Linked DNA regions of Mus musculus: region 2 is linked to region 1. Evidence: chromatin contacts called from ENCODE Hi-C or POLR2A ChIA-PET data. All regions are on one chromosome and are shown on one strand. The core of a region is the stretch at or near the end of the contact, and the rest is flanking DNA. Distances in the headings are between cores, read along the strand shown. Region 1 holds the start of Ddit3 (DNA-damage inducible transcript 3). Region 2 holds the start of Gli1 (GLI-Kruppel family member GLI1).

Region 1 (6,098 bases), core at 1,579-4,078:
AGGAGTGTGGGCAAATTCCCATAATGCCAGGCCACTAGGAAGTTTCCCAGTGTCTGGCCACTGCTGTGCCCTCCCCCAGGAAGATCATATAAAAAGTACAGATTGCCCCACAGGTCACCAAGCAATTGCCCAACTGCCTGGCAGGGTAGTGCCAGCTGAAATCCCCCCATGCCCACTCCATCCAACAATCTCGGATCTAATTCATTTGGACCTCCAAAGAGGCTGGAGCCAGAGCTCTGTCTTCCTCCAGGATCCTGAGAACTCCTGGTCCTCTCAAGCCGACGAAAAGGGGATTCATAATCCCCCACTGGCTTCCAATTAACAACAAGAAGCATTCCCTGACATGTAGGGACGGCCCTTAGACCTGCAAGTACCCCTCACCAACCTCACCATCGCTCCCGCCGCACACTGACGGCTTCCAAACTTTCCCTCTCATAACAAGGCGCCCTGTCACCCAGACTGCTTCCTTCAGCTCGGGGAGGAGGGGAAGGCAGGCGCACGAAGTAGGAAGGAACTTGGGGAGAGGGCGGGTGGAGGGTGGGCGAAGCACTGAAGGGAGCGAGGTCAGGAAGGCAGAAGTCAGGCACTTTGGGAGGAGAAATGGCGGGGGCAGGTGAGGGTGCGGGGCTGTGGATGGGGCCAGGGAAAGGGGCCGAAAGGACGCGGAGGGGGCAGAGGGTAGGGACAGAAGGGGAGGAGAGAGAAGGGAGGGGGAGGGGCGGGGGGGCCGGGCCCCGCACTCACCGCGGCCCATGGTTCGGCTGGCCCCGCCCTGCGCAGTCGCGGCCCAGAGGGTGAGTGGGAGGGGGTGGGAGGTGGGTCGGTGGAGCCCGAGCCTCCGGTACGGCCCCGGCCGGTCTTAGCAGGAAGCGCCGCCGCCGCCGCCGCCGCGGATCACCGAGCGGCCTCCCGCGCATGCGCCATAGGGGCCAGGGGCAGCCCTGGGGATTCCGTTCCCAGAAGGCACCGCGCAGGCTGCTACCGCCGCCGCCGTCGCTGCCGCCGCCACCGCCGCAGCCGCCGCCGCCGCCGCCGCCGCTGCCCGGACGGGAGAGGGGCGGGGCCGGGCCCCCGCCCAGCGGACAGCAGCGAGCCAACAGGAGGGGACGCAGTGCGCATGCGGGAGCGCGCCTACCCCTCCCCCACAACCCCCCATTAATCCCCAAGAGAACAAACACCCCACGCGGCCCCCCCCCACCCGCCCTCCGCGGAAGGATCTGGGCCTCTTCCCAGGCCACTGGTGGCCAATCCCAGTCCTCCCTCGGGAGGGGCCCCTTCCGAAGCCACAATCTGTTGGGGGAGTCAGGAATGTCAGGTCCGGGAGGGGCCAGCCCTAAAAGATGAAAGTCGCGACTTGCCCTGCCCCGCCCCAAAGGCTTCCCGGGTAGTGTGCAGAGACTTGACCCGCCTCTCCAGGTCAACATGTCACAACACGACCTCAGCCTGTCAAGTCACATGACCTCTGCCTGTCACTGACAACCTGGTCTGTCTTTAGGCCAGGAGAGACCATCTGGTCCAACCCACCCCCCACCTCTACTAACAGAAGGGGAAATGAAGGTCTGGAGCGAAGGAGCAGTCTGGCCAAGGACCTGTCACCGTCGCACCATCCAATAGCAACCGGTCTTGGTTCAGTTTCTACTTAAACTCTGGCTTGCCCCTCTTGAGTCTACGACAGACTATGTAATAGGCCACCACATGGCCTCTGTTTTCATGGCACAAAAAAAAAAAAATACGTTTTGCAAGATGTTTTTACTTTTACTCAAGTTTTCTCCACAGAGCTGCTTTTTACCTTTATCGTTGTTTAATTTACAAATGAGTAAGGTAGAATCCTTGGACAAATTAAACTAGAATCTGTGTTTCCTCTGATGACCCAGTCCAGGGCAATCATGCGTTCAAGTGCATGCACGTCCCAGGCTCTACTGTAGGTCGTGAACTCAGACAGCTAGAGGCAGGAGGCCAGCTCCTCAGCAGGGAGTCACAGGACTCGCTATCTCGGAGAAGGAAGAGGGTGGATACTGGGCTTAGTGAAGGGCGTAAGAGCATCACACAAAGCAGGGGTGGGATGAGGAGGAGGCAGCAATCTACACTCTGTAAAGAACTTCAATCCTAGCACGTAATGGACGATTCAGAAACAAGCGTTAAAGGTGCCTCTCTGAGAGAAGCGGGTGGACTATCAAGGAACTCAGTCTTTGGGACGCATTAGAAGGCTAAAAGAGGAGGAGAGCTCTTAAAAGATTCGAGGAGATGTCAATCCAGGTGAACAAATTGGAAACTTTAAAGAGGTTCCAGAGCCCCGGTGCCCATTAGCTGGGAGGGGCCAGGGAAAATGGGAGCCTTTCATGGAGGAGTAAGTTAAAGGTGATGGGAGGTGGGCAGACAAGTTCAGGAAGGACAGCCGTTGGGGCCGTTGGACACTGGGAGCTGGCGCTCCGCCCTCTTTCCTCTCTCCCCCATAGCCCCCCTCCCGCACCTCCCACCACCATCGACGTCCCCTGCGCGTGCGCGCGCGGACACCGGTTGCCAAACATTGCATCATCCCCGCCCCCCCATCCCCTCCCTCGCCGCGCTCTCCTCCGCGCGCGCGCATGACTCACTCACCTCCTCCGCGAAGCCGCGTGACCCAAAGCCACTTCCGGGTCCGAGACAACGTAGACTCTCAAGCCAGAGGGCGCGATGGGGGTGGGGCCGTGAGACTCCTGAGTGGCGGATGTAAGGGATGAGGCGGAGCCAGTGCCAGCGTGCCGCTTTCTGATTGGTAGGCTCCTGGACCCTGCCCCCCCCCCAGGAGGGGCCGGACAGCATAAAGGATACTCGCTCTCCGCTCTTGAGGTCAGTTATCTTGAGCCTAACACGTCGATTATATCATGTTGAAGATGAGCGGGTGGCAGCGACAGAGCCAGAATAACAGCCGGAACCTGAGGAGAGAGGCGAGTACTGGCTCCGTCTAACCCTTACCTTCCCATCCTGGCCAGCATAGCTATTTTATAAAGTTGGAGACAACTGTTCTGGAGGATGTAGCCCCACCCCTTCCACTGTAAGCTTGTAGACTGGGAAGGGTGAAGGCCGGGAATCCCTGATTCAGGAATGGTGCTTACAGGCCCTCTCTTGCATTGGGCGATTGCATTCCCGTTCCCTTGTCTCGAGTTGGTCCCCACTCTGCAGAGGGACTCCGGTTGCCTTCGGGAACTTGTCTCTGTAGTGCGAACTGCGGGCCAGCTTAGGCCTGGGCAGTTCGCAGGAAAGGCGGGGCAGCAGGACACACCCCCAAAGTCGGGGACTCTGGCTGTCTCAGCCTTTTCTTCACCAGCCTCATTCCCCCCAACTCTTTCAAGCTGAAGCGCCTCAGTCAAGGGGCCAACATGGCCACGTTAGTAGCTGACTCTCAAGTTCAAGAGAACGCGAAGACTGACAGATCTTTGCGAGTGGGGGTGCTGGTGGGAGGAGCATAGATGGGTTTTTCCCTTTTCCCCAGAGGTTTCTAGGTTTCCATACAAGAGAGCAGCCTGGATCTCTTTAACTATGGGAAATTATTTGGGATCTCTCCAGGGTCTTCTGCTTCTCCCAGGGCTGATTGATCTCTGCTTCTTTCCTCAGTCCCGTCTCCTAACTAAACTGTGTAACCATTGCGTCAGGCCAGCCCACTGTTTGTCTCTGCACCCTCAGGCCTGGGGCTCCTCTGCTGATGAAAGCCAGGTCCCACACACTGGAAGACCAAGGGAGTTTTCCCTAGAGGACAACCCTGCAGAGAAACACTCAGGGCAATATTGCATCTGCAGTCCCCAGAGACAGCCAGCTCCGCTCTGCCTTTAGGCTCAGTGGGCTTAATTCTCTATAAGGGAACTTGGGGGAGGGGCTTTTTCCCCATTCATTCCTAACAAATGCCTAATAAGCACCCACTATGTACCAAGTATCTGGGGACCCAGGGTATATTAGGAGCAAAAGATAAAACTGTTCTCAATAAAACTTACATTTCAGTATAAAGCAAAAGGGAAAAAAAAAACAAAAGCAGGGCAGAATAGTTCAGGGCGGTGACTAGAGGTTGTCATCAGAAGCCAAGCCTGTGAGCCAAGCCCCGGTGTTAGAGCTTTATAGAAGGGAGAGGCTGAGCAACAGAGTTAAGATAAGCATGCCATGCCGGTATCTTTAGGAACAGGACTAGAGTAAGCAGGAGAGGGTGATGAAAGGAAACTCAAGCAGCCGGTCTCATAGAGCCTTGCAAGCACCCTCATGATGCTAATCTTTAACAATCATGAAACAGGAAGCCATTGGGGGATCTGAGCAGAGGAATGATCATAGCACATGCATTTAATTCCAGCACTCAGAGAGGCAGATCTCTGAGCTCCAGGCCAGCCAGGGCTACATTATGAGACCCTGACTCAAAATAAATACAAAAACAAAGGGTTAGGTATGTAGCTCAATAGTACACTGCTTGCCTGGTATGTAGAGGACCCTAGGTCAACCCACAGCCGTGAAAATAAAGTAAAAGACAAGAATAGAAACAGGAGGTCTCAGCTGAACATAGTGGCACAGCCTTTAATCCCAGCACTTGAAAGGCAGGCAGATCTAAATTCAAAGCCAGAGAGTCTACAAAGCAAGTTCCAGGACAGCAAAAGCTACATAGTGAGACCCTGTCTAAAAGAGAAAGAAAGGAAAGGAAAGGAAGAAAGAAAGGAGAGATTTCAAAGAGGCTTCCAAAATAATCCAGGGAAAGAAATGTATGGTAAATTTATATCTGGAGCCAGGCAGTGGTGGTGCACGCCTTTAATCCCAGCATTTGGGAGACAGAGACAGGCGGATTTCTGAATTCGAGGCCAGCCTTGTCCACAGTGAGTTCCAGGACAGCCAAGGCTACACAGAGAAACCCTGTCAAGAAAAACCAAAAAAATAAATAAATGAAAAATAAAAAATTGCATCTGGAAATAATGTAGTAATGAGAAATACTTAGGTTTGGGGTACTTTTAAAGTTGTCAGTGCTTTAGGCTGAGCTGTGGTATCTGAGAAAGGGGCATCAAGGATACCAAAGTTTTTGGCTTTCAGCACCTAGAGTTGCCATTTAGTAAGAACTATACAGCCTTGGTAGGAAAGGCCTTTCATGTAAGCTGAACGCCTGCTCAACACTGCCAAGGAGCTGGAGATCCCAGAGCAGGTCTGCACTGAGGCTGCCAGTGGGGGGATGGAATCTGAGCAAGCACTGCTGAGTTTACTCTTCCTTCCCTCTAGTTCTGTCTCCCTTTGGCGGACTTGAGGTCTATCTGGGATTTAGAGAAAACTTAGTTGGCCAGGACTTTGCTATTATGTAATCAAGACGGCAAATGTCAGCAACTAAAAATAAAGTTAAGCCTGCCTCTGTCCTTGGAGTTGGCTTCAGGGACACACACGCTGCAAGACACACGCCTGTGTGTGTGTGTGTATTACAAGAGAAGAAATGGCTTCAGGGACACACCCGCTGCAAGACACACACACCTCTGTATGTGTGTGTGTGTATTACAAGAGAAGAACTGGAGCCTGGTCTGCAGAGTTGTTGAGTTCCAGAATTCCAGGATGCCCAGGGATGCACAAAGAAACCATCTCACAACCCATTTTAGAAAGGATCTAGAAAAGGGCTAGGAGGAGTTAGAAAGGATCTAGAGAGGGGCTAGGAGGAGTTAGAAAGGATCTAGAGAGGGGCTAGGAGGAGTTAGAAAGGATCTAGAGAAGGGCTAGGAGGAGGCTGGAGGTAAAGGACTGTTTTTTCCTTTTCTCCACAGTGTTCCAGAAGGAAGTGCATCTTCATACACCACCACACCTGAAAGCAGGTAATCTTGGCCACCCTCTCAGTCAGCTGCGAATGCTGCTCATGTTGCTTTGCTGGGGGAGAGTTAGACAAGGCCTTCATCTGAACAAGCTTTTGCTGTCAGACCATGTCTTTCTCTGACCCCATAATGTTGTTTGAGAGCTGGCTTTCGAAGTCAGCCTCAACAATGGCAATTGGTTTGTCTTCCCAACTCTCAGTCCACACCAAGATTAGACCCAAAGGACCTTTTGCCCAAGCTTCCCACACGAGAGAAAAAAAGAGTACAAATGGCCTGGTAATTGCCCCTGGAAATTACCAGTAGTGT
Region 2 (6,098 bases), core at 1,210-3,709, 51 kb after region 1:
AAGACTTCAGAGCAGAGCGTCTCCCCGACTTTTGAGTAAAAAGGATGAGAGCTAAAGTCATTCTGAGGCGGTTTAACTCTGGGTTTACCTATCCCGTTTGGTTTTGGGGGAAATCGGGAAGGGGCTGTCAGGAAAGTCTTAATGGGAATGAGAAAACGAAGTCCTCAAGGCTAGAGAGAGAGGAGCTGATGCGAGGTCCGCTTTCCCTCAACAAGTTTTTACTCCACTCCAGGTTTTTCAGCCTTCCGGGAACGGAGGGTGGGGTGGGGCGGGGTGGGGTGGAGAACCACTGGGAGCGGGCCGGCCGGCGCGGTGGGTGATCCCGGGATGCTGGGATTTAGGGTGAGGGCGGGGTAAAATGGGGAACGGAACCCGGACCCTACGACCCAGCCAAAGTGCTGTAGCCCGGGCTACCTTTGCTAACTCCTCCTTTTCCAGCCGAGACCCGAATCCCGCATCCAAGACCTCCCAGCTCGACATTGGCACTAACGTGGGGGTGGGGGGCACAGCTGGCTGGCAGCTGGATGAGGGGGCACATCTCCCGCCTCTCTCCTCTGTGACTCATTCAAGGGAAGGGAAGGACTTGTAAAGGACCCCCAGACACTAGAAGTTCCCTCAAAGTTGTCACTCTTCCTGTTCCATTGCCCGAGAGCTCCAAGAGACAGGATAAAAACGGGGCGACAGCCCCCTTCACCGAGAGCCACCGCCTACACTCACGCCTCCCTCTTCATACTACTAACTTTTCCAGTTTCAGTAAAGGTTTTCTGGGCTGGATGGGAGCATGAGAATTAGCCTACCAAAGACCCGAATCATCTTCGCAGTCTATTTTCTAGAGTCCTCTACGTACGTACCCCTTCTCCCCAACTCCCTGGAGTCGGCCCCACCCCCTTTTCCCGGTCCCGCCTTCCCCGCCCCCGTGCCTTCTCGGCCCACCCAAGTCGCCGCCGCAGGCTCTGGCTGCAGACGGCTCAGCTTCCCCGCCCGCCTGGGGAGCCCAGAAAAGCGAGGGGGGGGGTGAAGGGTGGAACATTCTTCCCTCTCTCAGCGCATCCTGAAAGCAGGCAGTAGCGCCCGGGGGGGGGGGGGAGGCACTATTGGAAAGTGGGGTCCCTATAGTGGAGTGGGAAAAAAGAAACCAGAAACTAAGAGAAAGAAGTGCCTGTGTAAATAAGGTGTGCGCGGAGAGGACACCTTGGATTCCTGGGTATCTCCGCCGGCTTCCTAAGGGTTAACCCCTATAGACCCCCGGGAACCCCCTAGTGACGTCAAGAGTGAGTCGGAGACGTCTGTCCGGCGGGGATGCCCAGAGAGATAATGGAGGGGGGTCCTTCTGAACCCCGCCCCCCTAGGGTAAATCACCCGCGTTCACGAACTTTCTTCCCAGAAGAAAACTGCCCATCTTTTCTCCCCGTACTGGAAGGAAAGACCTATACCATAAAGTCCCTGGTTCTCCGGATGCCCCAAACCCTCGGCCTCTACGGAGTTTCCTTTCCTTGATGCTGTTCCCAAAGCTAACTGTCCTGGGTTGATTGTTTCAGGGTCATGGGGCCTGAAAGAGGATTCAGAGCGGGGAGCAAGGGCAGGCAGGGTGGTCTGAGCCAGAGGAGGGGCCTCGGTCCCCAGATCCCGCTTGGGCGGGGGGCCAACAGGGATACACAAGCTGGCAGTAGCCAGTGGTCCCGCTCTGCCCCAGTAGGGGTCTCCCGGCGCCTGGCTTCAGCTGCCCCGGTGGTCCTGAGGTCAGAGGGTCAAAACAAGGTCTCCCCAGCTCTTCCTCTTCCTCGGGGGCCCTGCCCACAGTCTTTGGGAACTCAGAAGTCCAGAATTCCTAGGGATTTTCTACGGCCTACACCGCATGTTAGGAAACCCACCCAGCCTCCTCCCGAGTCCAAACCCACTCCTTTGCCCCTAAACCCCATGTGCACATCTGTCACAGCCACAGGTCAGGAGTCCAATCCCAGCCCGGCCCTCAGGGGTTCTGTTGCCTGGCACACCGCTACTCCCACCCCACTGAGCGCTCCCTTCTTTTGCGGTGGGTCCCGTCTTAGAAACACTGACGTCTTCCAACGGCGCTCAGAGACGCACCTGGAGTTCCCTCTACCACGCAGACCTCCAGCTGGCCGTCCCAACTGCTTCTTCATCCCAACCTCAAGAAAGGGAGAGATTTCTAGTATGTGGGAGAGGCGCGGACAAAGAGACCTGGGACAGACACAGATTGTCAGAAAAAAAGAAGGGGATGCAGAGAAAAGAAGGCACAAATTAAAGCAAAACAAGAAAACACCCAAACTTCCTAATTGCTCTCCCCAAACTCTCCCAACCCCATATTGCCTCTGAGCCCCAGGTCTCCTTCTGGGATAGGGTGAGTCCCTAGGCGTCAGAGCATCTCCTCAGCCCCTCCCCCATCGCTCCCAGGTGGTCTCCCGCCTGCCCCCCTCTCACCTCCGTCGGGGCGCGGTGCTCGGGATGCGTGGTCCAGGGCTGGAAACTGGGCTGGGGGGGGGGGGAGGTGTGTGGCGGGGAGGGGGGTCACAGGGCCACTGCAGCGCAGCTTCAGTGCCACCCCACCCTCCCAACCTGGCCCCCAGCCCTCCCGCCGGCCCAGCCCGCCGGGCCTCGAGCCGGGACCACCCGCGAGAAGCGCAAACTTTTTTTTTCCCCTTTGCAAAAACTTTTTCTCGCTGTTGCCACCCGCACGCTACGGCTCTTCCCGCTCACTTCCCTCGTATATCCTTCCTTCGGACCGTTCTAGAAGATGAGCTGGGTGGATAGAAGCTAGAGAGGGGGTGCCGGGCTTATGGCACCCCCAGGACCCCCAGGATCCTCCCCCTCCCTTGAGGGACCCTATACTGCCTACTACCCCCCCCCCCGCCCGAACACGCTGCTCTTGGTGGACAGTAAATCCCGGCGCGGATCCCTGGATCGGCTGTCCACGAAGAGGCTCTGAACCAGAGCCAGGAAAACATTGAGGAAAATATTGCGCGGCGGGAGAGGGAGGGGGGAAAGCTCACCCAGAAAGTTAAACCAGAAGCCTCGGTCTTCGGCTTCATTGGTCGTAACTGAGCTTTCCCCATGTCGTGGTCTGTAGGCCAGCCTCACTCTTTGGATGGAACGTGGAGCATTTGGAGAGTTGGGGTTTGGGAGAAAGAAGTTGGGTTGACTGATGTAGAGGAGGGGAGGGGGTGCGACCTATGGAACATGAAGGAAGAACACGGGCTAGAGTTCTAAGTGCAGAATGTGCATTCACAGATCACTGAGGACAGTGGTGCTCTGTGTAGAGTACCTCTCTGGAGAAACTCCGTTCTCCATCTCCAAATTCTGGACGCAGTTGCCACCTCCACACCTCTCTCTTTAAGGCTTTTCGCGCCCTCTGCTGGTCGTCCTAGCACATGGCACCCCTCGGAGTGGAAATGATTGCACTGGCGAACTTAAGGAAATTTGACAGGTTCCTGTCCCCAAAGCCCAATCGGATGCCCAGGGAGCTGCGTGAGCTCAAAGAAACAGAAGGGCACGCCAGGGAAGATTGCGAGCCCCTTGGGTAGTTCGTGATAGGGGAGTACCCTGTCTCTTTGAATCTGTGTTACCATGGTGACTGGACACAGAGAGAGGGCCTCTATTTCAGTTTCCCACCTGAGAAAGACTCAAAAGCATGGCGGGGTGGGGAGAGAGAGTCTTCCCTTAAACAGATCTCTCAGGCCATAGCGCTGTTTTTAAACCACCTTCTTGGCTCTGCAAAGTAAGTGTTTTTTGTTTGTTTGTTTTTTGTTTTTAAATTAAGATGGGCCAAGCAGTGGTGGCATACACCTTTAATCCCAGCACTCGGGAGGCAGAGGCAGGCGGATTTCTGAGTTCGAGGCCAGCCTGGTCTACAGAGTGAGTTCCAGGACAGCCAGGGCTACACAGAGAAACCCTGTCTCCAAAAAAAAAAAAAAAAAAAATTAAGATGAAGACAGGGACACATATGAGACCTAACAAGTGCAAGGAGTCACAGTAGAAACAGATAAGGGACAACACTCCATATAACTGACAAGTTACATCCATGAAATTTACAAGGTACCCACAGCCAGGCCAGACCAGTAACCACAGAGAAAGAGTTCTACACGTGTCATGTGACTTGTCTTACACAGACTGACAGTTTTGGAGCCTTTTGAGTTCTGCGGAAAGGGAAATGCTTTTGTGTTTTGATGACAGACTGTTACTCAGTAGTCCAGGCTGACCCAGAGTTTACTCAGGAGCCCAGGCTGAGCTCAGGCTCACAGCTGTCCAGGCCTCAGCCTCCCCAGTGCTTCGGTGACAAGCACAAACCACAAGACTGCTTTCTCCTGTATTCACTTAAAATTAACTGTTTTATTTCCAGGCTGTCTGGCGCACGCCTTTAACCCCAGCACTCGGGAGGCAGAGGCAGGCAGATCTCTGAGTCTGTCTGGTCTACAGAGTGAGTTCCAGGACAGCCAGGGCTTCACAGAGAAACCCTGTTTTGAGATATATATGTAATTTTTATTTATGAGTACACTGTAGCTGTCTTCTGACACTCCAGAAGAGGGCATCAGATCCCATTACAGATGGTTGTGAGCCACCATGTGGTTGCTGGGAATTGAACTCAGGACCTTTAGAAGAGCAGTCAGTGCTCTTAACTGCTGAGCCATCTCTTCAGCCGTATATGTAATTTTTATAAAATTAGTTTTTATTATGTATTTACTTGATATGTAGAAATGTCTTGCATGTATGTATACATGTATGTATACTGCGTGCATTTCTGGTGTCTGAGGAGGTCATAGAGTAAGGTCAGAGCCTCTGAAAGTGGATTTATGAGAGATCGTGAGCCATCATGTGGTTGCTGGGAATTGAGCTCAGGACCTCTGGAAGAGCAGTCCTTGCTCTTAGCCACTGAGCCATCTTGCCAGCCCCTGATTGGATGATTGCTTTTGAAACAGAGTTTCTCCATGTTGGTCCTGGTTGACCTGGAACTTTCTATGTAGATCAGGCTGGCCTTGAACTTACAGAGATGCCCTTGCTTCTGTCTTCCCAGTGCTGGGATTAAAGGCATGTACTATTATGCACATCTTTCTACTTTCTATTTAAAGTTTTAATTTACCTTTTCATTTTGTTTATTCATTTTGTGCACCCATGGCAGAGGATGTATTTCAGGATTGTCTAGGCACTGTTCTATTGAGGTGACCATGGCAATTCTTTTTTTTTAAATGTATTTATTTAAAGATTTATTTATTTATTATATGTAAGTACACTGTAGTGGTCTTCAGACACCCCAGAAGAGGGCATCAGATTTCATTACAGGATGGTTGTGAGCCACCATGTGGTTGCTGGGATTTGACCTCAGAACCTTTGGAAAAGCAGTCAGTGCTCTTACCTGCTGAGCCATCTCTCCAGCCCAACCATGGCAATTCTTATAAGAGAAAGCACTTGGGGGAAGGGGGTGGCTTACAGTTTCAGAAGCTTAGTCCATTATTATCATAGCAAGGAACATGGTGGCAAGCATCGAGCCAGAGAAGTAGACAGACAGACCCTGGTCTTAGAATGGGCTTTTGGGGAGTTTGAAGTCCACCACCAGTGGTCTTCCTCCCACAAGGCTGCACCTCCTAATTTTTATAATCCTTTCAAGTAGCACCAGTCATTGGTGACTAAGTATTTAAATATATATAAGAGCAGTTCTTATTCAAACCACCACAAGTGCCCTAGTGGGTGGAGGCCAAGGGACACTTGCAGAACTCAGTTCTCTTGGTCACTGTCTGTTTCTGTGATCTGTTGCTGTGATCAATACAGCATGATCGTGGCAGCTCATCACAGAAAGTGTTCATTAGGGGCTTACAGCTCCAGGGACCAAGTCCAGGACCATCATGGTGCCATGGGAACATGGATGGCAACGGGGCAGGCACTTGTGACACTGCAGCAGTAGTTGGGAGCTTACATCCCGAGCCACAGCCAGGAGGCAGAGAGAAAGGACATGTACTTTTGAAACATGAAGGCCTGTCACAGTGACACACCTCCTTCAACAAGAACATATCTCCTCATCCTTCCCAAAAAGTTCCACCAGCTGGGAGCAAGGATTCACATAGATGAGCCTTTGGGGTCTTTCTTATCCA

What was found. A loop is a pair of places that touch in the nucleus more often than their neighbours do. ChIA-PET counts read pairs that join two places held with the same protein, here RNA polymerase II (POLR2A).
Region 2: POLR2A ChIA-PET joins it to region 1 with 26 read pairs in embryonic stem cell. The contact joins the promoter of Gli1 here to the promoter of Ddit3 in region 1. A Hi-C loop is called at or near these places in 2 of 37 maps with a recorded cell type or tissue (heart and regulatory T cell). POLR2A ChIA-PET finds 5 or more read pairs at or near these places in 4 of 5 experiments (Patski and embryonic stem cell).

What each region holds. Positions count from the first base shown.
Region 1 is chr10:127,287,965-127,294,062 of GRCm38, forward strand. Ddit3 (DNA-damage inducible transcript 3) reads left to right here and starts at 2,829. Exons shown (of 4, transcript NM_007837.4): 1 at 2,829-2,927; 2 at 5,748-5,795. It overlaps Mbd6 (methyl-CpG binding domain protein 6), which reads right to left and starts at 1,054. Exons shown (of 13, transcript NM_001347171.1): 1 at 745-1,054.
Region 2 is chr10:127,339,120-127,345,217 of GRCm38, forward strand. Gli1 (GLI-Kruppel family member GLI1) reads right to left here and starts at 2,460. Exons shown (of 13, transcript NM_010296.2): 1 at 2,440-2,460; 2 at 2,086-2,199.